Linked DNA regions of Homo sapiens: all the other regions are linked to region 2. A link is a loop called in an ENCODE intact Hi-C map of the cell type or tissue named here. Cell type or tissue: PC-9. All regions are shown on one strand. Region 1 holds the start of LOC124904524 (a long non-coding RNA gene). Region 2 overlaps CNIH3 (cornichon family AMPA receptor auxiliary protein 3). Region 3 overlaps CNIH3 (cornichon family AMPA receptor auxiliary protein 3). Region 4 has its middle 78 kb from the start of DNAH14. Region 5 has its middle 79 kb from the start of WDR26. Region 6 has its middle 69 kb from the start of WDR26. Region 7 overlaps CNIH3 (cornichon family AMPA receptor auxiliary protein 3).

Region 1 (4,000 bases), 190 kb before region 2:
AGAAGTTGTTATCGGAAAGGGGTCCCGATCCAGACTCCAAGAGAGGGTTCTTGGGTTTCGTGCAAGAAAGAATTCAGGGCGAGTTCACAGTGCAAAGCAAAAGCAAGTTTATTAAGAAAATAAGGGAATGAAAGAATAGCTACTCCATAGACAGAGCAGCCCCAAAGGCTGCTGGTTGCCCATTTTTATGGTTGTTTATTGATTATATGCTAAACAAAGGATGGATTATTCAAACCTCCCCTTTTTTTAGACCATACAGAGTAACTTCCTGACATTTCCATGACATTTGTAAACAGTCATGGAGCTGGTGGGAGTGTAGCAGGGAGGACGACCAGAGGTCACGCTTGTCGCCATCTTGTTTTTGATGGGTTTTGGCTGGCTTCTTTACTGCAAGCTGTTTTGTCAGCAAGGTCTTTGTGACCTGTATCTTGTGCTGACCTCCTGTCTCATTCTGTGACCTAGAATGCCTAACCGTCTGGGAATGCAGCCCAGTAAGTCTTAGCCTTATTTTACCCAACCCCTATTTAAGTTGGAGTTGCTCTGGTTAAAACTCCTCTGACAAAATGGCATGGGAGGCTGAGGCAGGAGGATCACTTGAGCCCAGGAGTTCAAGGCCAGCCTGAGCAACATAGTGAGTGAGACTTCATCTCTAAAAGAAAAGAAAAAAAGGCATGCTAATGTTCTCTAATATCCTTTTTCTCACCTTCTCAAAAAAATCTTTGAAATGATACATAAAATGGCAAACAGTGGCTGCAACTCTGGAAACCAGAGTCTATTGGGATAGTCTATTAATAGTGGAATGTATGGCAGTTGGCTGAGATATATGTTCCTGAACTCTGCTACCCATCTTCTAAAACAGAAGAGCAAATATAATGCTGCAAAGAAGGTAGGTAAAAGTTTGGTCTTTAGAATGGCCTGACTAGAAAATTGTACAGTTATGTCTTCACTGCACCAGAATAATTTAATGCTTCAGGCAGACTGATGACCTCTTTCCCTGTCCCCACATACCCAGTCAGAGACTGCAACTCCTGTGATGCCACAGAACCAACAGCATCCAGCAGAGGAAAGGGTGCATTACATCTTATGAGGCATTCTATCTTGGAAGCACTGTGGGCAGGGCCAAAAAACAGGCCCTGGGAGCTGGGCATGTGAAGGAGTTGTATCTTTGACTTACATTTGTACAAAGAAAAACTGCAAACTACATGAGCCTCTGATAATCAGGAAAATCAGCTAGAAGGGTAGGGTATAGGCTCATCAGATCAGTGCCTATAAGGGTGACTAAGGATTGTTTACATCAACCTTAAGGCTCATTCTAGATATGAGAGAGAGAATCTACTAGCTCTCAAATTAGTACCGAGAAGAACTAAAGGCACTCAGTATACCTGGCCTCTTGGCCCACACCAAGCTGGATAGATGTCTCTATATTCAAAGATTATTAAGCAAAGAAAAGAATGCAATAATAATAGCAAAATGTTATCTCTAGCAATGTGATATTTACCATGTGCCAGGCACAATTTTAAGTTCTGTGTCAGTTATCAATATAGGATTGCTCAGCTTTGAATACACATTTCAGTTTATAGCTCTGTGATAATGAAATTCCCGAGCTATTTAAAGTGAATGCAGTGTTATGTTTTTTCCAGTAGATGGTAGTAGAGGAACATTGTCAAAGGAAGAGGAGCTCCTGCCCTTTCCAGCATAACCTGGAGTTAGCAGTATAGGTGTGAGGCCATTTTGGCAGAGCCTGCTCCAGGTACAGACCTCGAACTGGTCTCTCTGTGACCTTGAAGACTTGGCCTGGCAATAGCCTTTCTGCAGCCCTCGGGACACAGACACCACAGACCCACACAGCCCATGTACTCTGAAGGGCTCCTATCCCTGAAGATGACCCGACTCTCACTGCAGACCCACACCCCTGGCTGCTGGGTGCAAGCCTGCAGTCCAGAGGGTGGCCTGTTGCTTGCCCAGCAGTCCCAGGTCAGCTCCAGGCTGGCCAAGCCAACAAAATTCTCTGCTATCCAGTGGGCTGAATCACATCTTCTCCAACAAGGTCTGAGCCCCTTCCAAGTTTGTTTTTTCCTGCCACCCTCAACCGTAGGGTACCATGTAGTTTCCTTATATTCTATAGTTACCCTTTTGTTGATACATTTATACATCAACCTTTCCCAGTTTAGCCTACTCTCTGGTTTCTGTATCCTGACTGGACCCAGACTACTGCAAATACTTCACATGTATTAATTCATTTACTTACCATACCAATTGTATGAGGTGAGTACCATTACTGACATCATTTTTCTAATGAAGAGGTTGTGTGCGGTTAGGTAACTCATACAACCTTGTCTTTGTTTCGAAAATTTTTTAATCTAAAGACTCAGAAGAAAAACACCCTCTAAACAAATATTTTTTGTAAGATATAGAAGAAAATTTTAGAAAACATCTGTTTGGTTTTCCCAAGGAACCAAGAAAATACAGCCTTCCTATAGGAACAGAGACATAAGAAGAGAATAGACTTGGATGCAGGCAGAATTTTAAAAAGAAGCTAGCAAAATAAAATTTAAGAGAAACCAAAAATGTTGTGGAAGAATTTGAATCGTACTAAAGGCAGTACAGAGGAAAATTATTACTGCAGGAAAGCGAATAAGTGATGTGGCAGTTTAACCCCAACAGTTCTCCCAGAATACAGAGGAAAAAGAGGTGAAAAGAATGAGAGACCATAAGAGAGAAGCAGGTCAAAGAAGTGAAGGCATACCTACCAAAGTTATCTCTTCTTAGAGAAATAACTAGAATAATGGGGTCAAAAGTCCTCAGGCGGGAGGCTATTAAGAGGAAAGTAAAGCCCACATGGGGAAATTATTATCACTTATGGGGAAATTTTTAGAAGTTTCTGTGTGACCTCCCGCAAACTCCCATGGCATTTTCTTTGCACTGTGTCACTCACCCTGTTCTGCCTTGAATTTTGCTGAAAGTGTAAGACTAGCACTGAAAAGAACATATTTCAGATCCCAGTCTTTTCACTTACTGTGTGACATTAACAAGTCAACTGCTAGGCCTTGGTTTTCTATCTACCTTATAATATCTACCTAAAGTAGTTTATCTATCTTGAAAGGTTGTCTGGTGACACAAATGAAGATATATGGAAATCTCTAGACAATAGTTTCTGAACCTGAATCTTTATGTCTCTATGTGAGTCTCAATATTTAAGGACAAAAAAGCAGATGTATTTCCTTTGTGTCCCCTGCAGTACCTAGCAACTGTAGGCACTGTATAAATATTTATCAAGCATGTTTAATTTAAGATAAAAGTTAGCAAAGTAGTCTAAACCTATCCCACTATCACAAAAGGAACAATGGGTTTCATAAAGACCAGAAAAATATAGATCAATAGAATTAATTGTGTTTGTAAACAGATATAAATTCATTTATTATTGCTATTTGTTTTGGGGTTTTTTTGTTTTTGTTTTTGTTTTTTTGAGATGCTGTCTCGCTCTGTTACCCAGGCTGGAGTGTAGTGGCACGATCTCAGCTCACTGAAACCTCTGCCTCCCGGGTTCAAGCAGTTCTCCTGCCTCAGCCTCCCAAGTAGCTGGGATTACAGGCATGCGCCAACACACCTGGCTAATTTTGTATTTTTAGTAGAGGCAGGGTTTCTCTGTGTTGGTCAGGCTGGTCTTAAACGCCCGACTTCAGGTGATCCGCCCACTTCGGCCTCCCAAAGTGCAGGGGATTACGGGTGTGAACCACCACGCCCAGCTATTTGTTTTAATTTCAGTGTTTACAAAAGGCAATGAGCATTGAGCTATTTTAGTATAGATGTAAATTTTGATAATTTTCTCCATCCTTTGTTACAACTGAAACATTTTAGTTCAATACACTGTAATTTACAGCTAAATAGTACAAAATGGTGATTTGTAACATTTTGTTTTCACAAAGAAAAAATGATTTAAAATGACAGAAGAAAATTATAGCAATTAACATAGCCATCCAAAGGAATATTTTCTAAGCAT
Region 2 (4,000 bases):
GGCAAAACAGTGAGACCCCATCTTTAAATAAAAATTAAAAAATAATAAAAAATAAAAAATGCTGGACAAATGCAGCCACATTCTGGCCTGCCACAGCCCAATCCAAACCTAGGGGTGGCGTGCAGTCCAACATCCCGACCCCTCCTCCTCTTCACCTGGCTGCTGTCAACCATGCCCTTTTGGAGACATCACCGGGAGGTTTGGAGATCACCATGGCCCTGCCACAGGTAATGATGGAATCGCAAGTGACAGGTGAGAGTCCCCAGAGATGAGCCAAAGAGGAGCAGGAAGGAGGAGGAGACATTTGCGGAAAAGGCACTCTCTGTGGTGTCAAACCACAAGACAGTCTGTTTATAGCTATCTGCTTAGTTAGGATGTTCTGAGCGGAGAGGTGAAAAGAAGGGACACTCCTGAAACAGGACTGCAAAGTCAGCAGGTTTTTCTTAATTGGAATGGTGTTATGTAATATTGGGAAAACTGTAAATGAAGCATTTAGCGACACAAAATGCCACTTTATGAACCGTGACAGCCACTGTGGGGCTGGGGTGGGGAGTTTGGGGCCTCTGTTATGGTTCCCAAGAATCCTTGGGGCAAGGGACAGTGAGGATGAGCCTGAGCCCCTGTGGCCACAGGCAACCTGCTGGGCTGAGCTGCAAAGTCGTGAGAGGCAGGAAGCCCTATAGGGAAGAAGGAGTAGCCAACTGCACTTCACCAGTTATCTCCAAAGGGATGTTGAGAGGGTGTTTTCACTGCGTGGCCCTAAGGATGTGCCGATCAGCAGGCAAGGCCTCCTGCAGGATCTCCTGCCCCCTTACTTGTTTATACAGAAGCCCTTGCTCCTGAGCCAGAGTCAGACAGCTGGGACTACACCTGAATGGCCATGACTCCCACCCTCGCACGCCATCTCCCAAAGGACGCCTCCCAGAGGCCAGCCTGAAATTCTCTTCCTTTTGCTGCAGGAGTCAAAACCACCAGGAGGGGCAGATACTCACCAGTAAAGGTAGTAGAAGAAGGAGAGGAGATAGAAGGCCAGCTTACACCAGGCCTCCTTCTGACAGTAACTCAAAGTGTCGGCATTCATGACCACCGGTGGGTCGTAGGCTAGTTCTGAGCTATCTGCTGGACAGTGGAAATACCTGCAGGGAGAGAGGACATCATTGTCTCTGAGGTCCTGGTACTTCTGGCGTAACCTGGGCAAACCCTTCCGATGCAGGGCTTCTGTCGAGCAATCCCTGCCAAGCAATTGCCTGCCTTCTGCCCAAATCACAGTTGAAGCACCGCTGAAGAGTGGCTCAGCCACTATCTTCCAGCAGGTAGTAAATCCCCAAATACTCCAATCCACTGGCATCATGGCAATTTCACCCATATACAAAGCTGCTCCAACAGAAGGGGAAATGTGTCACCTGGCGTTGCCTAGGAGTCTGAGGAAGAGCCGCCTCTCAGGACAAGTGCAGGCAGAGGTAAAGGGCTATACCACCACTGCTGGGATGCCACCATACCTCCATTCTACCCTAAAACTACTTTACACAGACCCTTATTGAAAATCCTGAATACTTCGGGACATCCTATTCTCACTTGAGCGCAGAGCAGTTTACAGGTGCTTTCCTTCTTGATAGTGGGACCTAGAACTCAAAAAGAACATCAGCCATCTGTCGGGAGACAGCGTGCCCTGGACGGCAGCTGGGTGAGTGAAAGAACGTAGGTGGGAAAGAGGAGGAGGGGGAGCAGCTAACGCGAACTGTGTGTACTTCAAAATACTACGTTCCCAAGGCTCACCTGGCCACAGCCCCTGAGGAGGGGAGCCGTCAGGCTTGGTGAGACCTGGGGCAGGAGTCTGAGCCTCCTGAGTCCCTTGGGAAGTGGTCGCTGCCCCCAGGACACTGCCCCCAGGGACCTGGCCACAGCCTCCTGCCGGAGCCCAAGAACAAAGTACAGCTGGAATCTCTCAGTGAGTTCCTTTTTCAGTCATTCTGGTAAAGCCACCCAGAGGCCAGGAGTGCAAATAAATGGCTTCCCTGGGCTCTGGGACAGACAGTGGTTCTCAATGGTGGTAAAGGGCCCAGGGAGAGGGCTCCGACCGGGAGATTAATCACACTGGCTTTGAAGAACATCCTGCAATGTAGCAACTCGCAGATCCGGAATCTCAGCTCCCTCCTCCTTCCCCTTCAGAGAATTGCACTGACGTTATCTGTCACTGACACTGTGCTGAAAAGAAATCACAAGCCAGATTCGATGACAACTGCCAGCTCACAGCCCTCCAGGCCACTCATCTCTCCTCTTCCTGGGAGCCAATCTCAAAAGCTATTTGCTGTCACTGTGGTTTTATTCCCAGGTGACCTCATTAAGTGGAGGCAGAAGGGCAGGGTGGCCATGTGGCTCCGTGGAAACAGCAAAGGCCCTGCCAGTCACCAGTCACCACATTGACTTTCCTTGGGTCAGTCATTAACCCATCTGAGCCTCAACTTTCTCATCGGTGAAATGGGGATGGAATTGCCCACTGCAAAGGGCTGTTGTGACCATTATGTGAGGCGATGTATGCAAATAACCTGGGAAGAACAGGTACTGAGTCAACAGCAGACAGTTCTATTTCCTTTAAGCAAACTAAGAGCCAGAGCAGGAGGGGACTTTCTCTGTATGTGAAATGTCACTGGTCTGGACCTGTTGGGAAGGAGGGGGAGTAAAAAGGGGGATAAAGGGTGTACAAGGGCTCTGGTTTTTAAAGGACTCCTCCCCTCCTCATTCTTTTTTTTCTTTCATGTTCTGAGAACTTACTAATTGCCAGGAACTAGACTAGATCCTGTCAGGGATTCAAAAAAAAGGTAAGACAAAGTCCCTATTGGCAAGGAGATTGCAGCCCCTCCCTTCCTCCATAGAGATCAACTTTCCTAGTCTACGGACACTGGCTGCCTCTCCTTTTCCTCCCTTTTGGACAAGCGCTAGCCCCACGAAGCAGTGCCCTGATCGATGTTTTGTCCATTAATCACATTTCTGATACCCTGCCTTGACAGCCCCCTACTTGAAGGACCTTGGGACGAACTCCTTTCCTGGAGGAGAAGAGCCAGCCCCTGGGGCAGTGTGTCAGGTGGCAGGGACTCAGACTGGAATTCGTACAGAGGTGGGGTGTAACCTCAGCCCTGCCACGTCCGAGCTGAGCAACACAGGTTAAGTTGACTTAACCTTTGTGAGTCTCTGTGTCCCCATGTATCAAACACAGAAAATGAAACCCAGCTCACTTGGTTGTTGTGAATCCTGGATCTTCTATTTGACTTCTCTCTAATTCAGATGAGAGCAGATTGCCTTTACTTAAAGTGAGGCTTCTCGATGTAACCGAATCTTTTTCCTTCCTCCCTAAATCTGAGATTTCTTCTACCCTGCTGGCCCTGGTCAATGGCACCATCGACCTCCCGGCCACGCAGCCTAGAGGCTTTCTCTCCCTCACCTGCACCCAATTATGGGCCAAGGCTTATCCAGTTCACCTCCACAGCTTCTCTTGTTCTCTCACCATTCTGACTCCCACCACCTGGGTCAAGGCTCTCTCACCTCTCCACCTGGAGTTCCCACCATAACCCCCTCATTGGATTTCATCCTCAATATTTCACCCTCTAACCCATCCTTTACACTGCTTCCCAGGCCACCTTCCTAAAAATCAGATCAGGTAATGCCACTGTCTTCTTCTAAAGCTTCTGATCATTTTTCATTACCTAGAGAATAAATTAATTCCACCTTCCCCATCAAATCATTTCAGGCCCTCCATACCATACTCTCAGCTGCCTGCCAACCCTGTCTCTTCTTATTTCCCTCCAAGAACCCTACATCCAACCTCACTGAGCAACTACTGTTTCCCAAACACAACAAGTGTTCTCTTAACTCTGGGCCTTTGCACATGCTGGGCCCTCGCCCTGGAATGTGCTTTTCCAATGTCACTCTTGAGTCTAATTTAAGTGCTTCTTTCTCTATGCTCCTACCAGTATTCCTCATATGTCTGTTAAGAACATATTTC
Region 3 (4,000 bases), 96 kb after region 2:
GCCCTCAGGAAGAAATTTAGAACAAAGAATGACAGACAGAGTTCAGTCCTCAGTTCCCCCTTATCTGAGGTCTACCTGCCAGTGATGGCATTTTCCATTTTCCATCTGGTAGGGGTCCAGGTTTCTGAAAAACAACTCAGGGACATATGTTAAGATGTTATCTTTAGTTTCTACAGGGAACCAAACATGTTCTGGCTCTAATTTCCTTGGCTATTGTTTTAAGCTATTATCACCTTCTTGCTTATCACGCTGTTCCTTTACTTTTCAAGGCTAGCTAGGTACTTGGAATTTTCCTTGAAGGAACTCAAGACTTTCCATTATTTTCAAGCTTGAGAAGGTGGGGCCCGCAGGCCCCTAAGAGGGCTCACAAGACAGACACCAGGTCTTTCTCCTTTTCAGCCAATCTCCTTCAAGGCCTGAAGTACGAGGGGGACATGAGGACCCCATCCAGGTCTGAATCACATCATCATCAGGTAATGGGGCTTCTTGTACTTGAAAATCCACTTGAAGAGAATGCTAGGCAGTGTCTGCCAATTTCCTATGGAAGAGAGAGCTCAAAGGTCAATAGTATGTACTGAGCCTCCCATGACCCTGGGGTCCTTGCTGGGAGGGGAGAAGGCTACTTGGGAATTTACCTTCCTATTGGGGAAAGAGAATTTGCAGACCAAACAACCATAAGAATACATTTCCTGAGCAAAACAGAAAGGCTCACTTTCCACAGCAAGAGATACATATCACCTTAAGGATGTACAGGAGACTCCAGTCAAAAGGGAAACTGGCAGGTAAGAAGCAAATCATGAGAAACTTCCTGGAGGAGGAAGGAAATTGGAAATATGGACTGGTAAAAAGTAGAACTGCAAATAAAATAAATAATGGCATGTTACAGGTACAGAGGTGACACCAAGTATAAAGTATTGACAAGGTGATGAACTTCATTTAATGTGAGGTCCTAGAGCAGGATCATGAGAAGATAAGACGGAGTATCATGGAATGTTGGAGAGATCCCGTGGCCAGTGCTTCCTGAAGCTTCCTAATGCTACCTGCATGTTCTAATCACTTGGGAGCTAAAAATTCAGAGTCCTGAACCCACGTAAGCCTTCCTGAGAGATAACATCTAGGGATGTGCCAGCTATGGGAACCACTAACCCTGCCACCCCTCCTTTTACAGAGCAGGAAACTGGGGCCCAGAATGTTACGGCACCGCTGGTAAAGTCAGGAAAGGCAAGCCAGAGGAGAGTTCTAGAGCCCAAATTCAGAAGCTCAGGTCTGACATGGCATGGGGAAGAATGAACTACAAGAGAATCCACCTGTCAGGATGCAAATCCTGGTGGGAGGGACTCGGGGGTATCCACAGAGCCTTCCGGAGGCCCCTGAAAAAGGCTGATGCTGGAGGCAGGCGCTGGGCCAAAACCCTGTCAACATCCTTGTCCCTTGGGAATCTCCCCATGGTGTTCAACTCTTCACCTGAATCCTCTGCTGACACTGCCCGGCCTCCCCCTGGGTGCGCAGGCTGTAAAGCCATCCAAGGGCCGGGTCAGCCACTAAGGAATCTGGAGCGGAAGGTGCAGGCTAGCCCTACCCAGTCTCTAGGATGTTGGCACCTGCTCACATGCACAGCCGCAAGGCGTTCTTCCATCTCGCTGCATGAGCCTTTTCTTTCTTTTATTGTTAGGGCAGGAAATATTTCAGTTACACTCAAAAGCAGGCTTTCTATATTGGAGACATTATAAACAGGAAATGCCCATTTGCTTCATTTTACTTTTCTTATTCATCAATTTTAAAAGCATTGAAGCCACAGCAAATCTGTCTTCCACAAGGCAAGGGTGGCAGGTGCCACTGGCAGAGAGGGAGTGCCAGACAGGGGGACTGGGGGTGTGGGGTGCAGACAGATGATGTTGACTGGCCAAGGGATCACTGAGAGGATAGAAAGGGCCTCAAGAGGCCACCCAAGAAGACAGCACCACAGAGCTCTGCCTCCGCCCAGCTGAGCGGCTGGTGACATTCATAACATGCTAACTATGTGAGCAACAAGACCGCAACTGGCCACTTGGTAATAAGCCAGCCATTACCTTGTTCATGATCCGTTCCTGTGAGACTGTACTGAGCCAGACAACACTATGACAAAGGGAGAAAGGGTGTGGTTTTGTTGGTGGTTAACAAAGATCTTCTGAAGGCAAGTCAAGGGGCCAGTACTAAACAGCTCCTGAAAATACACGATCTTCATCTTGCTATGTTGAGGCAGGAGAGGGTGACCCCGCCAACTCAGAACATCAGGAGGCTGAAGCAACTGTTTTGCCCCTTGTTTGGCAGTAAGAGAATGCAACCCAGAGACAGGAGAACTAACTTGGGGGGTGGGGAGGGTGGGTTGGAGACTGGCATCCAGGTGCAGCACATTGCCTGTCTCACAACTCTGAATTAGGGCTGCATGTGTGTGCGGGGACCTCGCAGATGGAAATATCTGCTCACAAGTAAAGAAAGCATCTCTCGCTGGGCGTGGTGGTTCACGCCTGTAATCCCAGCACTTTGGGAGGCTGAGGTGGGTGGATCAGGAGGTCAGGAGTTCGAGACCAGCCTGGCCAACATAGTGAAACCCCGTCTCTACTAAAAATACAAAAAAAATTAGCCAGGCGTGGTAGCACATGCCTGTAATCCCAGCTAGTCGGGAGGCTGAGGCAGGAGAATCGCTTGAACCCGGGAGGCGGAGGTTGCAGTGAGCCAAGATCACGCCACTGCACTCCAGCCCAGGTGACCATGCGAGACTCCATCTCAAAAAAAAAAAAAAAAAGAATGCATCTCTCAAAGACAGATAGATGATAGACAGATAATAGATTAGATACTGTAGATAGATAGATGATAGATAAATAAAAATCTTAAAGCAACCTTCTAATTCACATCTTCCTCAGGGCTAAGCAATATCTTAAATATGGAGATTGGCTGAATATTATATGTGTACCGCTTTTTTTAATTCAATCAACGTCTTTCTCCTTCAGCCCATCCAGAAAACAACCAATGCCACAAAATCCAATTAGGAGTTGTGGAGGAAGTAGGAATACTAAGTACACACAGCTGTAAAGATCAAGTAACTACACCAAACTTTACTTGACTCCTTTAACAACTTTGCCACATCAAACTTTATTTGGCTCCTTAAAGGAACTCATTTTAACAGAGGTGCTGGCACACAGCATAGCTCAAAAAGATCAAGTTTTTGTTCTTTATTGATGTTGCTATAAAGCACACTAGCTTGTCTGATGTAAGCTCCTGGGACTGGACACTGGTCTGGTAATTAGGAAGCAGAATTCCCCTCCGGGCTTCGTCCTGAATAGGCTGTGATCTCGACCAAGTCACTTTACCTCTCTAGGTTAAAGTATCCTCATTTCCAAATGAGACGACAGAACCAGGTGATCTTAGGTCCCTTCAGGTGTCAGGATTCCAGGACTATGTGATTACATGACTGTATCCCTCTTTCATCAATGTAGTCAAATTAAAAGAAAACAAATATGCAAATGGTAAACCGAACTCACCCAACCCAACCCCATTACCAGAAGGATGGTGCCATCAGCTAAGACCTGGTGCACCAACACAGAGCAACCAACACTTCTAACAACGGGGTGCCACAGCTGCTCCTGGTTAAGCCCTTGACCCCAGACGTTTTACTGTCTTGGGTTTTGGCTTGCTGTATTGTTGATTTTTGTTTTCTTAAACGAAACATTCCACTTGGTATTTTGATATAAAAAAGAGGGTTCACGCAGTAATCCCAGTGCTTTGGGAGGCCAAGGCAGGAGGATCACTTGAAGCCAGGAGTTCAAGATCAACGTGGGCAACGGAGTGAGACCCCCCCATTTCTAGAAAGAAAAAAAAATGAGCCAGGTGTGGTGGCACACACCTGTAATCCCAGCTACTCAGAAAGCTGAGGCAGGAGGAATGCTTGAGCCCAGTTGAGCCCAGGAGTTCAAGGTGAGAGTGAGCTATGATTACACCACTGCTCTCTAGCCCAGGCAAC
Region 4 (4,000 bases), 120 kb before region 2:
CTTACCTCCAACCAGGAAAGTTCACAATGCTTCTTTGGCAATCTATGTTTGCCATTTTATTTCAAGACCCAACTCAGAACTCACATCTTGAGTTGGTTTTACCTGATTCGTCCCATTCTCAGCATTCATTCATTCATATCTGTCCCACTTTTATGGACCAGGAATGCAGATGGGAAAAGGGGACTTACGGCCTTGCAATTTTCTTTTACTACCACTAGATGGGGACCTTATAAGATGAAATGCTGACTCAGTTGTCCAAGAAAAATCAGGAAGCATAAATCAGGCTGACGCTTGGTTTCTAAACCAGTCAAGTAAGGCAGCAGGCAGTAACATACATACATACGTACACACGTACACACGTACATACGTACACACGTACACACGTACATACGTACACACGTATATACGTACATATGTATATTCAGAACTGAATAATTGAGTAGGGGAAATGCAACTTTGCAAGAAGCTGGGACTGCCTAGATTAGGTTTGTATTATATGATCTCATGTTCAGGATCCTAGCATGATTACTATATGTAGCATATGATTACTGAATTATACTACATCATTTTCCTCATGAAGAAACCAAGACCCAAAGATGCGAAGCGATTTATCAAAGGGTAAAAACTAAAATATTAATGTCATCTTGAAACTGTTCTATTCCATTTCACGATATCTATGGTGTATTGCAGGTAACTGTAGGTAACGGTAGGCCGGAATTTAAATTTTTGGATTCATTTGAATCTCCCACATCTCTGCAACGTTCCTAGGAATAGCCATATCAGCAGCCATGACAACCGGTTTTGAGCCCTGACTATGTGTTAAGCATCATTTTAGGTGACACATTACATAACTAAATTCACGTAGTCCTCAGAAAAGGACTGTATTATCATCATTTCTATTTTTAGATGAGAAAACAGAGGCTCAGAGATGTTAACAGGCACAGAGCTGGCAAGTGAAAGCACAAGGATTCAAACCCAGATGCAGTGGAGACCAAGGTGTGCTACTGCTGACTAGCCCCACCGTCTGTCCGTACCATGCTGGACAACCAGGGCACTCCAGAAAGCCTTCTTCATGGGCTTCTGGGCTCCCAGGGATGAGCTGGGGGTGGGTTGCCTTTTGTGCCCCTCACTGAATTGAGAGAACCCCCCTCTGCTCCTTTGCCTTCGGTGCCCTAGGCTGGACCCTTTCCTGTTTAAGCAACAGAGCAGTGGGAGCGGCCCTGCTGTGCGAGCCTCTCGAGCACAGTCTGCATTCAGTCATTTGTCATGGAAACAGTGTGGGAACGGAACAGGTGATGAGCCCTTCCATCAAAGGTGTATTCAGTACCTACTGTGGCCTCCAGATGCAGAAAGTCAAAGTAGTGCCTGCCTTCGGATCCCCCAGCCCCGTGGAGGAAACATAGAACACCTCATGGCAGTGAGCTGAGAGGACTCAGGAGGAGTGAGGGGCTGAAAGGCCAGGGCAGGGACGGGCTGAGCTGCTGCTTAGAGGGTGTCCCCGTGTTGCTACTGCCCTCCTAGCTCCTCTCCACTCCTTTGCTTTGGTCCCCAGCTAAGGGCCAGAGTGCACTTCTATCAACTTAGAATATAACAATAATCATTAAACACCATGTGGTGGCCTGAGAAGGAGTCTCAAAGTGTCTTGACCTGCCTTTTTTCCCGGGCTTGCCGAGCATGGATCCACATCACCAGCAGAGGGCACTATGCCAGAGCTGGCTCTGTTGAGGGCATCAGCAGAAAGTCCTCCAAGCTGGCACCTTGTGTTTATGCCCATTATAAAACACTGGACTTCAAGGCTCTTGTCCATAGCTCGCTTTGGGACAGTTAAACTAACAGTGCTTTACAGAGTTAGGCTGGCCTACCTTGGGAGGCACAGTCCCCACCCCCTTGTTTATTGGCAGCTGTCACTGACCAGCATAGGTCAGTACTGAGCACTCTGAGCAAGTTACCTTTTCTCATGCTCTCAGCCACCCTGGAGCAGGTGGGTCTGACTGTGGACACCTTGGAACGACCCCCATTCCAAGCCTGCACTGGATGGGCAGTGCTTAGGGCCTCACTTCTGTAACTACTGAAGGCTCAAACATTCCTTTTGGTCACCAACCCTTGTAGTGTGGTCAGGAAGAGAGATGCTGCGACCATCCCAGAGGAGCGGCCAAGGTCTGAGCTCTGAGATGCACTCCATGTCTCTACGCGCCGCTCCTCCAACAGCCACCTCAGGAGAGCATATCTTGGCAGGACAACCACAGTGACCTCTACCCTTGGTGCTAGGACCCAAGAGCTTCCCTTGCAGGAGCTGACATTAGACAGCACGAGGATGGTGCTTTCAGCCAACTTCTCAGCACCCACTCCTCCAAACACTGGGCTGCATGCTGGGGTGCAGAGGTGAAATGGCCTAGTCCCCATTCTGGAGCTCAGTCTGAGGTTGAAAAGGGTGACAACTCAATGAATTGAACATTTATTTGTGTGAATATTTGCTCATCAATCTAAAAGCCACAAACACTGACTATTTATTGTGCTCTGCCCCAGATTTGCTCTCAGCTTAACACAGTGTCTGCATGTAGATACCTCTCAATACATGGTCCCTGAACAAATAAATATCAAAACAAGGCAAAGGAGGTAGCACCCTCTGCTTATGTTCATACCACAGATTCACAACCAAAGAAAATGTGTTTTCTCTACCTTTAAGGCATTCAGGGCATTTAGAAGCAGAGTGTGAGGGCGCATGTGTGTGGTCTGATGGTCCGATGATGATGAAAGCTCCTGGCTCATTTCTCTTCACACCAATGGGATGCCTGTGGTTAGGGGGGCATCTTCCCCACTGGGAAAACCTACTACCCTCACAGCCAGATTACTGTTTCCAGTTCACCAAAGTGATCCAAATACAATATGGAAACTCTGTGTGTGCTTTTGAGCTTCAATGATACAGTAGGCAAAGACCCTTGCTACCTGGGCCCCATCTCAACCGTGTGTGTGGGTGCAATAACATGGTGACCCCTCAGTCGTCAGACACAGATTTCAAAAAGGCAGCCATCAGGTAAGATCTGTAGGTAAATGCTTCAGAGGAGAGCACCTTCAATCTAGCACCAGATGATAAGTGTAAAGATGGTATCATTCATTTTGGAAAATGACCATGTCAACAAGGAAGATGCTTTTTTTTTTTTTGAGACGGAGTCTTGCTCTGTCACCCAGGCTGGAGTGTAGTGGCGCGATCTCAGCTCAATGTAACCTCCGCCTGCCTGGTTCAAGTGATTCTCCTGACTCAGCCTCCTGAGTAGCTGGGATTACAGGGGTGCACCACCATACCCGCTAATTTTTGTATTTTTAGCAGAGACGGGGTTTCACCATGTTGGTCAGGCTGGTCTCGAACTCCTGACCTCATGATCTGCCCACTTTTGAATTATGATCACTGACTCATTCTCTCATTCTCTTCTCTTTTAAAAATTTTTTAAATTGACAAGTAAAAATTGTATGTATTTATGGTGTACAACTGTTACCAGAAAGGAGTCCTAATCCAGATCCCAAGAGAGGGTTCTTGGATCTCGTGAAAGAAGGAATTTGAGGTGAATCCGTAAAGTGAAAGCAAGTTTATTAACAAAGTAAAGGAATAAAGAATGGTTACTCCATAGGCAGAGCAGCACCAAGGGCTGCTGGTTGGCCATTTTTATGGTTGTTTCTTGATTATATGCTGAACAAGAGGTGGATTATTCATAAGTTTTCCAGGAAAACAGTGGGCAATTCCCAGAATTCAGGGTTCCTCCTCTTTTTAGACCATATAGGGTAACTTCCTGACGTTGCCATTGCACTTGTAAACTGTCATGGTGCTAGTGGGTGTGTCTTTTAGCATGCTAATGCATTATAATTAGTGTATAATGAGCAGTGAGGGCGACCAGACGGTCACTTTTGTCACCGTCTTGATTTTGGTGGGTTTTGGCCGGTTTCTTCACCACAAACTGTTTTATCAGCAAGGTCTTTATGACCTGTATCTTGTGCTGACCTCCTA
Region 5 (4,000 bases), 220 kb after region 2:
AACATGGCTTGGTGCGTGCTGCTGCTAATGAGGAATCTAACCCTAAGTGTAATTGTGCTCAAGATATTAGCTGACAACAGTAATGAAACCATTGCAGTTAACAAGACATTTTAAAATACTGCTTTCCTTTTCTTTACCATTTTTTGAGTTAATATTTGTGTATACTTTACAATGAGCATAATATATTGGTACAGTCATGCATGTACAAAAGTACACATAAATAAGCATACATCTGCTGGGAGTGCATACTCAACACTTTTCACTGCTAAAGAGTGGTAATCAAATCAATGCCACTGTAAATAGCCTAGACCCCCGCCCAGACCCTCCTGTTCTTGGCTTTCACCTTCCAGAAGCAGTAGGAAAAACACTAAAAACATTAAAAGTGGGCACTGCCTACTAAAACTTTGTCAAAGATCATTCCAAAGAGTAAGACCTGCTGGTTTAACAAAACTGTTCCTTCCTAGTCATGGCCATGTGCCAGAGAGGAACAGGTACCCAGCTAAATCTCAGCTCTGCAGCTCACCAAGATGTGGGGCAATTCAAGTCACTTCTCTGGCCTAGGCTCCACACAGGCAAAATAAAGGAGTGTAAGGTAGTATGGGAGGCAGAGAAGGGGCTTCTGTTTTAATGGGGGTTTTGTTTTTGTTGTTTGTTTTTTGAGACAGGGTCTCACTCTCGCCAAGGCTGGAATGCGGTGGCATGACCACGGCTCACTGCAGCCTCAACCTCCCTGGGCTCAGGTGATCCTGCCACCACACCCTCCCAAGTGGCTGGGACTACAGGCTCGCACCACCACACCCAGTTAATTTTTGTATTTTTCGTAGAGACAGGATTTTGCTATACTGCTCAGGCTGTTCTTGAACTCCTGGCTTCAAGTGATCCGCCCACCTCAGCCTCCCAAAGTGCTGGGATTACAGGTGTGAGCCATTATGCCCAGCTTATTTTAATGTTAATTCTTTATCTTAATATGTATTTGAAAAATAGCAATTTTCCATTTATGATGGTGGTCTTTTTAAAATCAACTTATGTAAGTTTTACAGGAGTAGATATTAAAATACTAAACAAATAATATAGCTAGTGTGCAGATTTAGATGTCAAAAACTGGGGGCTGGAGTGTAACTGTGGACTCAGAAACCCTGGCTAGATGATATTTATCTAGTGCCCAGGTCTGAAACTCTATGATTATTCTTAACCTGCATGCGTATAAACTAAAATATCGTAAGGCCCTTATAGCAAACAATAGGACTTAGACAAGTATGTTCCAGTTCAGTTCAGGTAGATCATTTTATACCTCTTGGTCTCTGGCCCCTGATTTAAGATGAACAAATGCAAATCAAAAGAAGATGAATGAAGTGGCTTTTTGTGATGACAGTTTCTGCTGCTGTTGGAGATGAGGTTTGAAGGAGAAGGGTGTTTGTTTGTTTGTTTGTTGCTTTAATAAAGAAAGCTCTCTGCCTTGCCGCTGTGGGAGTCTAAAACTACTGTAGAAAGAAATGTCCAAATATCAGCAAAGGGAGGGAAGGAACGTGAGCCTCAGGCCCTGTCGCTCACCCAGACGCCCTCTCCCGGCAGAAACGTGCGGGTTTGGTGCCCCCTGCTGGCCCTTTTCTGACAAAGACGGACACCCAACCACGGAGGGCCTGGGAGGGCCACTGCAAAGTGAGCCTCTCAATGGTCGTGTGAGTGCGCAGTCTTGCAAAAACGCACCTGAAACAACAGCAATGCATAATGCATGACTGTTAAGAAGACAGATCCCATGAAGTAGCTCTGTGTCTCCTCCTTCATGCCACTATATTGAATTAATGTGTAACTTGAATAGACAACAGCAGAACCCGGGGGAAAATTCGAAGGGCCTCTTCTCATCACTGCTTCTGTCCTCAGCCAAATGGTTCCCCGTGTCCTCCAGGTGCACTGAGAACACAGCTTTTGCAACAGCCCTTACGTGCATCTGAACTGAGGCTGGGAAGTGGGGCTCGGGCATTGCAATCATTTCCTCAAGAAACAAGCTGGCCAGGCCCAGGGGCTCACACCTGTAATCCCAGCACTTTGGGAAGCTGAGGCAGGAGGATCAGTTGAGTCCAGGAGTTCGAGACCAGCCTGAGCAACATAGAGAGACCCCCCCCCTCCCACCCCCACCCCCACCCCCAACTCTACAAAAATTAAAAAAAAAAATTAACCAGGTGTGGTGGTATGTGCCTATAGTCCCAGCTACTCAGTGGGATGATTGCTTGAATCTGGAAGGTTTAGGCTGCTGTGAGCTGTGATCACACCACTGCACTCCAGCCTGAGTGACAGAGCAAGATCCACTGTTTAAAAAAAAAGCTAGGTAGCACAAATTGTAAATTATACAAAGGGACACAGGCTGCGGGCAGGGTCTCTGCTCTCAAAGGGCTTTCCATCTAGAAAAAGAGATAAAAACAGAAATGGTTAATAATGTCAGTTACCATTTATTAAGCCAGCCACTTTACCATTATCTCCAGTGTTAACAGCAATGCTGTAAGCTAATAATTGCCACGTTGCAGATGGGTAAACAGGTTCAAAGAGGCCAAAGGACAGAGGCCAAAAGCGGGAGAGCCAGGTCTCCAACCCTGGTCAGCTTGACTCTGAACTCCATTCTGTGTTCACTCACATCATTTTTAGCTTAGTTCCCCTATACACGTGGGAAGATAAACTACACCCACCCACACATGGGCCCACACATGAACAGGGAGGGCACGTACCCATGACAATAGCCACCTCAGGGGCTGGAGGAAGGTAAATGGGCTGGAGGGGTGGCAGGGTGGGTGGGATGAAGGAAATACAAATGTGTTCTTTCTTTTATTTTAAAAACAAACAAGGTTTAAAGCCCACATATACCTCATGGTATGTTGTTAGATAAAAATACTTTTAAATGCAAATAAAAATTGTTAAATGTAAAAAATGTCAACATTTGTTCATTTTGGTTGATGGGTACCTGGCTATTCATTACTGTATTTTCTGTATAGCTCCATTTTTTCTTTTTTGTTTTTGAAACAAGGTCTCACTCTGTTGCCTCAGCTGAAGTGCAGAGGCACCATCATAGTTCACTGTAACCTCAAACACCTGGGCTCAACTGATTTCCCCCTCAGCCTCCCAAGTAGCTAGAACTACAGGCGTGCACCACCATGCCTCGCTAATTTTTTAATTTTCTGTAGAGATGGGTCTGACTTTCTTGCCCAGGCTAGTCTCAAATTCCTGACCTCAAGCGATCCTCTGCCTTGGCCTCTCAAAGTGCTAGGATCACAGGCATGAGCCACCATGCCCATTCTTAGCTCCAAACTTTTTTTTTTTTTTGAGACGGTGTTTCACTCTTGTTGCCCAGGCTGGAGTGCAATGGCACGATCTCGGCTCACTGCAACCTCCACCTCCAGGGTTCAAGCGATTCTCCTGCCTCAGCCTCCCTAGTAGCTAGGATTACAGGCATGCGCCACCACGCCCAGCTAATTTTGTATTTTTAGTAGAGACGGGGTTTCTCCATGTTGGTCAGGCTGGTCTCGAACTCCTGACCTCAGGTGATCCACCCGCCTCAGCCTCCCAAAGTGCTGGGATTACAGGCATGAGCCACCATGCCTGGCCAGCTCCAAACTTTTAAAAATTTTCTTAAATTTGTTTTGTTTGAGATAGGGTTTGTCCTGTCACCCAGGTTGGAGTGCAGTGGCATGATCATAGCTCACTGCAGCCTCGCCCTCCTAAACTCAAAGGATCCTCCTACTTCAGCCTCCTGAATAACTGGGACTACAGGTGTATGCCACCACACCCAGGTAATCTCTTAATTTTTTATAGGCAAGGAGTCTCGCTATGTTGCCCAGTCTGGTTGCAAACCAGCCTCAAATGATCTTCCCACCTCAGCCTCCCAACATGCTAGGATTACAGGCATGAGCCACCACACCTGGCCTAGTAAATAATATTTTTATTTAGGAAGAAAGAAGGAAAGAAACTGAAAGGAAATAAGTATCCTCCAAGGATCTGAATATGAAATCAT
Region 6 (4,000 bases), 230 kb after region 2:
AGCATGATGCAAAAATAAGTGTTTACTAAAATATTAGTTCTCTCCCCTGTGAAAATAAAGAAAAGTAATATGTCATCATTGTGAAGTAACGTCACTCTGCAGATTTACAGACAACCTAACCAAAATGAAGGGGAAAGTGTATTCAAGGTACCTGAGTACCCACTACGTGTATACCACAATTCATGATATGGCAAAAAAGACTTTTTTTTTTTTTTTTCCTTTTTGAGACAAGGTCTTGCTTTGTCACCCCGGCTACAGTGCAGTGGCATGAACACAGCTCACTGAAGCCTTGACTTCCCGGGCTCAAACAATCCTCCCACCTCAGCCTCCTGGACTACAGGCGCGCACTACCATACCTGGCTAATTTTTGTATTTTTTGTAGAGACAGAGTTTGGCCATGTTGCCTAGGCTCATAATCCACTCTTTAAAAGCTTACACTTGACCTGTCTCTCACAAGAAAGGAAGGAAGGAAGGAAGGAAGGAAGGAAGGGAGGGAGGGAGGGAGGGAGGGAGGGAGGGAGGGAGGGAAAGGGAAAATAATAAAGAGCTTACACTCAAGTCAGGGAATAAAAACGTTCATATTAAACACTCAGTGGCATAAAAGCCATACTTGCCCTCCATTGAGCACTTACAATGTGTCAGGCATCATGCTGACCACCTCAGGAACAGGGTCTCATCTGATCCTCTAAACAGCCTGATGAGATAGCTATTGCAATGTCCCATTTCCCAGATAAGAAAACTGAGGCCTAGCAAGGTTAAATTACTTACCCCAAGGTCACAGAGTTAAGATGTGGGCTTTGAACTCAAGCAGTGTGAATCTATAAGCAGCGGCATGCAAAGACCAGTTACAACTAAGTCACAGGAGAACCCAGAAAAAGATTAAGGTGGGGTTGGACTAGTGACACATGACTCCTTGGAGGAATTCAGCTGGGCTCTAGAGGAAACATGGAAGGCAGGTGGGTACAGGAGGGGAGGAGAGGGGAGGGGAGGGGGTCATGGGAGCAGTCTCCTGCTGAAGCCTCCAGAAGACCGCAGGAGGAAAGGGGAACTTTCTTAGGGGGAGAGGAAATTGGAAGAGGAATCCCTTTACCAAATGTCGCTTGGAGCCCAGAATTTCAGCCAGTCTGCATAAGAATAATGTCCTACATTTTTAAAGAACACACCATAGTTTACAAAATGCTTGCACAAAACTGTCCCATTTGATGATGACAATGGGTAACATTTACTGAGAAATTTATAATAAACCAGGCACTACACTAGCTCATTCCAGCCTTAACAGGGTGCTAGGAAGTAGGTTGTAGTCTTGTCCCTCCCAGGTGAGAAAACAGAGACCAAGGTCAGCTAACATGTGGCAACAGTAGGGTTTCAGGTTTGAACCTAGGTCTAACTCGGGAAGGCATCATCCATACAGTCCTCAAAACAGCCTGTTTAAGTAAGTAGGGCAAGTACTGTATCCATTTTTCAGATGAAGAAACTGAGACTTAAAGGGAGCAAGGAAATGAATAATTTAACTCCACTAATAACTAAACCAGGTTTTATCACCCAGTCCTCAAGTCCCCTCCACCCCACCTCCAAGTTTGCCTTCCCAGGCCTGAGGGCGTCTCTGTCCCGGCACCCCTCCCTCCTGGAGCGGCCAGAGGCCTCAGAGCCTGTGGTTGCTGTGGCCTACAGCACAGCGTGCCCGAGCCTGCAGGGCTGGGCCTGTTATTCCACAGTAGTTGGCACTCCCACGGCAATCCCTGCCAGAGGGCTGGGTCGGGTTTCCTGTCTATCTCCCTTGCCACAGCTGTGTTTTCAATAGGGAAGTCGCCTGCTGCCTCTCCTGGGGGAGGACCACACTCCACCTCCCCTTGCTAAACACCAGGCAGCCCTGTGCGGTTGCCAGGGTTGTGTGAGGATAAGATTAGGAGGGGACCCGCCCCTGTGCAGGCCTGAGCAGCTGGACAACCGCCCATGAGACACGGGCTTCCCCGAGGCCCAGGCTGTCACCTCGGCTCTGGGAGGCCCGGTGGGGTTGCAGACAGCAGCGACAGCCCTCCTCCTGCAGGGGAGCCACCTGGCTGTTTCAGAGTGAGAGTCCAGGCTGCCTGTGGGGTCAAAACAGGAGGAAGAAGGAAATAAGAGGGGGGAGGGTGACAGAGACAAGAGGAACAAAGACAGAAGCAAGGGAGGAAAAGACAGAGAGGAATTAGGGCCAAAAGACCGACAAGGGAAGGAGATGTGGAACACTCTGCGGTCCTGGCTTTCAGCAAGTGCAGCACCCGTGCCTCAGGCTCTCCCTAGCTGATAGGAATTTTAATTACACACAATTAAATTGTATATGACATTTAGTACATTGTGTTCTAAATAGTGTATTGGATTTGAATACAAACTAAAGGCCATCTTCTTTCTCATCCTCCTCCCAAAAAGGTGGTGACTTCATCCGTGCAGAAGTCTCCCAGGTTTCCTCCGCCCCTGCCCCCACCTCCCTCCCTCCCTCCCTCCCCGGGAGAGCTGTTTGCCTTCCTTCTGCCCTTCTGGGGTTGGCACCCAGCTGTTTCTTCCCTCCTCCTCCTCCCTCACCCTCCAAAGCTCCGATCCCATCACCTTAGCCTGTGTTCTACCCCCTGTCAACTCACAGGCTTTCAACATCTCACCCTTCCCTCCACCTTTTATGTCTCTGGGCTCTGTTCCCCACCATTCATATGGTGTTTAAATCCACGGCTTCCTTTCAGTGGTTAGAGAAGGGATAAAAGCTTCCCTTTATGTTTGCCAGTGTTTAAATTGCTTCTGAAAACACCCAGCGGTGAAAACTATGAAAAGGGGACAGTCTTTTCAGCTGATTGTTTATGTAGAACTCGGCAGGGAATGTAAGCAGGGGGGTTGCTCAGTAATTACTGGACTCCATTCCCCTGGCACGGGCCCCGCCCTCCCTAACTCTAGAGGTGGAATGGCAATCCACCTCCCCACGCTGCAGGTTACACTGGTGCAAGAGTGCCTAGACCAGGAGGAAGGCTGTTCGTTCTGCTCATGCAAGCCAGGAGGCTCTGGAAACAGGCAAAGTGGGTTTAGCGATAAAGAAATAGGCCAGCCTCCAAATAAAAGGCTTTCGGCTCTTGCTCCATGGCTGTGCCTTTCAGGAGAGCTGGGCTTTCGGCTCCAAAGGCTGCCCTTCTCCTCTTTCCTCCATGCTGTCCACATGGAGTCTCTATCACGAGATACTTCTGCTGACCAGCTACGTTCACAGAGATCATTTCTGGCTGCAATCTCACTCACACCACTTATTTTATCCCAGTAGATGTTTGTTTCGGCCCCTAATTTCCATTCCCTTGGGCCAGTAAAGTGACTTGATTCCCTCTGTTTCTGAGGACCCCAAGAAAACCAGGGCTTCACTCTCCGGGAGCCGTATCTGCAGCACTCCTGGGTTCTGCCCACAAGTGGTATCCTCAGGGAAGACCCCTCTGGGCAAACCATTCTGAACAAGGCCCAGAGGATCCTCTGCTCACCTGCCCTCCCCACATTCTTCAGCACCTCCCTCCAGTTGCTCATGAAGCCTCCAGGTCCTCTGCCCCTCCACCCTACCTTCCTCCAGCCTCCTCACCACAGAATCATCTCCAACAGGGACCCCTCTTCCAGGAAAGTAGCTGGTCACAAACAAATTTCTGTATAAAGCAGTGGCTCACGCCTGTAATCCTAGCACTTTGGGAGGCCGAGGCAGGTGGATTGCCTGAGCTCAGGAGTTTGAGACCAGCCTGGGCAACACAGTAAAACCCCGTCTCTACTAAAATACAAAAAATTAGCTGGGCGTGGTGGCACGCACCTGTAATCCCAGCTACTCCAGAGGCTGAGACAGGAAAATCGCTTGAACCTGGGAGACGGAGGTTGTAGTGAGCCGAGATCGCGCCACTGCACTCCAGCCTGGGCGACAGAGCGAGATTCCATCTCCAAAAAAAAAAAAAATTCTGTATAAAACATTATCATGATTAAGAACATGAACTCTGGGGTTAAAAAAAAAAAATAT
Region 7 (4,000 bases), 81 kb after region 2:
CCCCCGGGTTCAAGCGATCCTCCTGCCTCAGCCTCCCAAGTAGCTGGGATTACAGGTGTGCGCCACCACAACTGGCTCATTTTTGTATTTTTAGTAGAGACAGGGGTTTCGCCATGTTGGGCAGGCTGGTCTCGAACTCCTGACCTCAGGTGATCCGCCCGCCTTGGCCTCCCAAAGTGTTGGGATTACAGACATGAGCCACTGCATCCAGCCAAATCTTTTTTTTTTTTTTTAAACAGGGTCTCACTCTGTTGTCCAGGCTGGAGCACAGTGGCACAATCACAGCTCACTGCAGCCTCGACCTCTCAGGCTCATGTGATCCTCTCGCCTCAGCCTCCCCAGTAGCTGGGTGTGGTAGTGCATGCCTGCAGTCCCAGCTAATTTTTTCATTTTTTTAATAGAGACAGGGTTTCACCATATTGCCCAGGCTGGTCTCAAACTCCTGGCTCAAGCAGTCAGCCTGCCTCGGCCTACCGAAGTGCTGGGATTACAGGTGTGCACCACTATGCCCAGCCTCAAACTCTTTAAAGGAAGAGAGGCTAAGGCCCAGCTGCCTTCCTTTGTTCAAAACAGATATAGGCCATACTGACTCTTGAGGTAGTATTAAAAAGCAACAGTAACTGAGAATTTATATTGAGTTTGTACAGCGTCACCAGTTCACAGAGTGAATACTAAAGAGAGACTGCAAAGTCTTGTATTTTCCTTAATAGATTTCTTCACAGGAGAAGTATGTAAAAAGTGATCCATAAAAATACAGAAATACCCAAAACTCCATTGCTCCTCATCGAAAACACCAGACTGAGAAACACAGATTCCAAAATTCAAGGAAGAAAAACATAAAATTTAGATGAAATGTCTAATAAACTACAGTCACTTTTTTTTTTTTTTTTGAGGTGGAGTTTCACTCTTGCTGCCCAGGCTGGAGTGCAATGGCACGATCTTGGCTCACTGCAACCTCTGCCTCCTGGGTTCAAGTGATTCTCCTACCTCAGCCTCCCAAGTAGCTGGGATTATAGGCGTGTGCCACCACGCCAGGCTAATTTTGTATTTTTAGTAGAGATGGGGTTTCACCATGTTGGTCAGGCTGGTCTCAAACTCCTGACCTCAAGTGATCCGCCTGCCTCAGCCTCCCAAAGTGCTGGGATTACAGGCATGAGCCACTACAGTCTTTTAATGATGAGGTCCTCCCAGTTTGAAAAATGAGAGCCAAAAAATGGTTGACAAGGAATATGTAGAATAATTAATAATTTATTTTAGTTGTCAAACCTAGGCTAGTGACTCACCAGGGCTGGCACAAAATGTGCCCCCTTCCTCCAGCTGGCCTTCCGGTGGCCTTCCTCCAGCTGGGAATTTCCAGTGAGTTGTGCTCCTGCTGTGTTCCCAATACCTTCACCCTCTGAACACCTGTGCAGCTAGAGCTGCTGAGACCCTCACATGTGGGCTTAGGCAGAGAGAAGAAGCCCACGTGTGCTGCGCCAACCCTCACCAGGGACAGAAACCCATTAGCAGCCTCAGCCCCACCAATTCGTGCAACCTGGATTTAGTTTTGCTTCCATGGGCTTGGTTTCTGGAAGTCCAGAAATGAGCCCTGGGCATCTGTGGAGCCCCCTTGCTGTCCTTCCTGCTCCTTCTACGTTGATGTGGTGTGTGCAGCCAGGCTACATCCCCAGCCACCCACACAGTAGAGGACTGGCTCGCCATACCTGGAACACCTATCAGGGGCCCGACGCTCCACTTAGCTCTTGCCTACCCCTCTCCTAAGGGGCCTTAAGTCCCTTCTTCTTCCCTCACTTCCTTTCTTCCTACACTAATCAACTGGCTAGAGTCCAGCTGACGGCAAGCTGATTCACTGCTTGGAACGGACACTTCTGCCAACCAAACTTTCAATAGCACTTCCCTACCGCTAGGTCTGAGTCCTGCCTGCTCAACTCATCAAACCTGTTAGCTCTTGTGCACAGACCACTCCATAGCCTGTTTGGAATGTAGCCAGGTTATACTCCCCCACCTTATGTCCAGTCCCAGTCCAGGAATGTTAAAGTTACCCCAGTTCGCCATATAGATCTGCTTGCTCCCATCTGGTCATGCCTCTGGCCAGAGGCAGCACACAGGAAAGAAGGGTCTGGGTGAAGTCACAAGGCCCATTACCTGCCATCCCTCAAAACCCAGAAATCCCAGGTCGAAATCCCAGGCCAATATTCCTGCTTTGCAAGAATATCCAACAGGTCAATAATGTTATGAAAGTTTCTCACCCTCACTGGTTGGCTAAGGAGTGTGACAAGGGTGACAAGGAGGTATCATTTTACACCTAATGGATTGAAAAAAATTTTGTGATAAGTTACTGTTGAGGAAGCAGGGAAAAAGGAGCCCCCACCCATGGCTGGTGAAAATGTGAACTGATAAAGCCTTTGGAAAGCAATCTAATAATATCTATTATTAACGAAAATACACATATCCTTCACTTAGCAATTCCCTGAGGATTTATCCCATTGAAATAGACACCACTAGGTAAGAATATATGCCCAGGTACTGTCTGAGATCACAAAAAACTAGAAACACATAAAGTCCAGTCAATAAAAGCATGATTGAATAAACAGTGACACATCTAAATCTGGAATATTACGCAGTTCTGAGTTAGACCTTTACCGATTAACTCAGAGGGACTCCATGAGCCATTATTCAGTGAGAAAAGCAAGATGCAGAGATGCAAAACCAAAATCAAGACACACTCTAAAAAGCATTAGTGTTTATGTAAGATGACACGAACACGAAGAAACAAATGAAGGATATACACCAGGTTGCTAACACCGGCAACCCTGAGAATGGAGGGGACAGTGGCTGGAGGAAAGGGTTAAGCAATGACAGCAACAAAAACTGCAACTTTTTTAAAGTGATGGTAAAGAAAACCAGAATGTGTGATGTAATCCCTTATCAACTATGTAAAATTACGTGTGTGCCCGTAAAAAGACACATGAAAGTACAGTCACCAGAACGCTAACAGAGGTGACCACTACGTAGTTTCCTTATTCCTGCACTGCACAAGTGATGTTTTTTCCCATAATCAGGAAAATACTCCCCATACTATTTTACCATTGTTTTCTTTTTTATTTCCCTGCTTTTCTAACTCTATGGTCACTACAAACTCACTACTTCCCACTAAATTAACTACATCATAGAAACTGCTGCTCACTGCACTGGGCTCGATGTTCACTGGGGCTTGGGTGTGTGTTTGTGCGTGTGTGTGTGTGTGTCCATGTCCCTCTTTCTGTTTCTCACTTTCACTCCAGCCCACCATCTACTGGAAAACTGAGCCTCCCCATGTGAACAACCACACAGAAAACTGAGGACTTGCTCCAAAAGACCCCATCAAGCCAGTGTCCACGCTGAGCACCTGGGCTCTGTACTCAGCTCATTTTCCCTTGCCCAAGGAATCCAGATCTTTACCTTGTGAGGAGCTTTGCCTGAATTCCAGCAGCAACAACAGGGGGCTCCACCAGAGACCCAAGGAGTCTTCTCCCCTGTCATCCTCTCAGGAGCTGGGTTCTGATGAATCTTTCCTGACTTTTACTCCCAAAAAGAGAGTTTATAAAGCCTCTATATCCTCGCGCACATAGAAAGCCGTTTATGAACAGCATGCCAATTTGCTAAAACAACTTTTGTTGTTGCGGGTGTTTAAATTGGAGCAGTCCTTCCCTCCACTGCCCACCCCTCCACCCCCACCAAGTTTTGCCAACACAACAGCCCCAAAGTCCCAGAGCCAAGAACAGAACTAAACACAAGGTCAGCCAGGTCAGGGGCTGCTATCCTGTGTGAGGGAACAGAGCCAGGCACTTGGCTCTGGTGTTCATTTGCACATTCTTTTACATAAATTTGCATGTTGGCCTCCAGAAGCCTTACTCCAAGTATTAATATTTAAAATCAAATTGGTTAGTTTGTGCAACCTCCAGGAAGTATGTACTCAGCCTCCCTGCTTGATCGAGTCCAGAGAAACTTGTATCCCGTG

What was found. Peaks named below come from ENCODE experiments on the same cell type or tissue, not always from the same donor. Only the 100,000 strongest peaks of a DNase experiment are listed, where the experiment ranks them.
Region 1: it touches region 2 in a loop (5-fold over the local background); 3 of 110 quality-filtered maps call a loop at or near these places.
Region 3: a loop joins it to region 2, with 3 times the contacts of the local background. A loop is called at or near these places in 2 of 110 quality-filtered maps.
Region 4: it touches region 2 in a loop (8-fold over the local background); 2 of 110 quality-filtered maps call a loop at or near these places.
Region 5: it touches region 2 in a loop (8-fold over the local background); 7 of 110 quality-filtered maps call a loop at or near these places.
Region 6: a loop joins it to region 2, with 5 times the contacts of the local background. A loop is called at or near these places in 6 of 110 quality-filtered maps.
Region 7: a loop joins it to region 2, with 8 times the contacts of the local background. A loop is called at or near these places in 3 of 110 quality-filtered maps.

What each region holds. Positions count from the first base shown.
Region 1 is chr1:224,920,384-224,924,383 of GRCh38, reverse strand. All of the region lies in intron 1 of LOC105373109 (a long non-coding RNA gene), which reads left to right. It overlaps LOC124904524 (a long non-coding RNA gene), which reads left to right and starts at 148. Exons shown (of 2, transcript XR_007066899.1): 1 at 148-886; 2 at 1,641-4,000. In PC-9, a CTCF peak has its summit at 1,628 (motif pointing right); a DNase peak (open chromatin) is centred at 1,653.
Region 2 is chr1:224,731,699-224,735,698 of GRCh38, reverse strand. It overlaps CNIH3 (cornichon family AMPA receptor auxiliary protein 3), which reads right to left. Exons shown (of 6, transcript NM_152495.2): 5 at 993-1,136. Among named protein-coding and RNA genes, the nearest start is that of CNIH3-AS1, 3.1 kb to the right of the region's middle. RefSeq lists enhancers at 392-461, 1,943-2,082, 1,474-2,673. In PC-9, no CTCF peak of the experiment used is centred here; DNase peaks (open chromatin) are centred at 2,208, 2,618 and 3,098; H3K4me3 peaks cover 2,047 bases; H3K27ac peaks cover 3,124 bases.
Region 3 is chr1:224,635,738-224,639,737 of GRCh38, reverse strand. All of the region lies in intron 1 of CNIH3 (cornichon family AMPA receptor auxiliary protein 3), which reads right to left. Among named protein-coding and RNA genes, the nearest start is that of CNIH3, 21 kb to the right of the region's middle. RefSeq lists an enhancer at 1,713-2,355. In PC-9, no CTCF peak of the experiment used is centred here; no DNase peak of the experiment used is centred here.
Region 4 is chr1:224,849,363-224,853,362 of GRCh38, reverse strand. No RefSeq gene overlaps it. Among named protein-coding and RNA genes, the nearest start is that of DNAH14, 78 kb to the left of the region's middle. In PC-9, CTCF peaks have their summits at 207 (motif pointing right), 1,481 and 1,680 (motif pointing right); a DNase peak (open chromatin) is centred at 1,722.
Region 5 is chr1:224,511,488-224,515,487 of GRCh38, reverse strand. It overlaps a transcript of CNIH3 not described here. Among named protein-coding and RNA genes, the nearest start is that of WDR26, 79 kb to the right of the region's middle. In PC-9, CTCF peaks have their summits at 1,422 and 1,622 (motif pointing left); a DNase peak (open chromatin) is centred at 1,597; H3K27ac peaks cover 422 bases.
Region 6 is chr1:224,501,523-224,505,522 of GRCh38, reverse strand. It overlaps a transcript of CNIH3 not described here. Among named protein-coding and RNA genes, the nearest start is that of WDR26, 69 kb to the right of the region's middle. In PC-9, a CTCF peak has its summit at 2,080; a DNase peak (open chromatin) is centred at 1,822; H3K27ac peaks cover 1,311 bases.
Region 7 is chr1:224,650,313-224,654,312 of GRCh38, reverse strand. All of the region lies in intron 1 of CNIH3 (cornichon family AMPA receptor auxiliary protein 3), which reads right to left. Among named protein-coding and RNA genes, the nearest start is that of CNIH3, 36 kb to the right of the region's middle. In PC-9, a CTCF peak has its summit at 1,957; a DNase peak (open chromatin) is centred at 1,942; H3K27ac peaks cover 2,675 bases.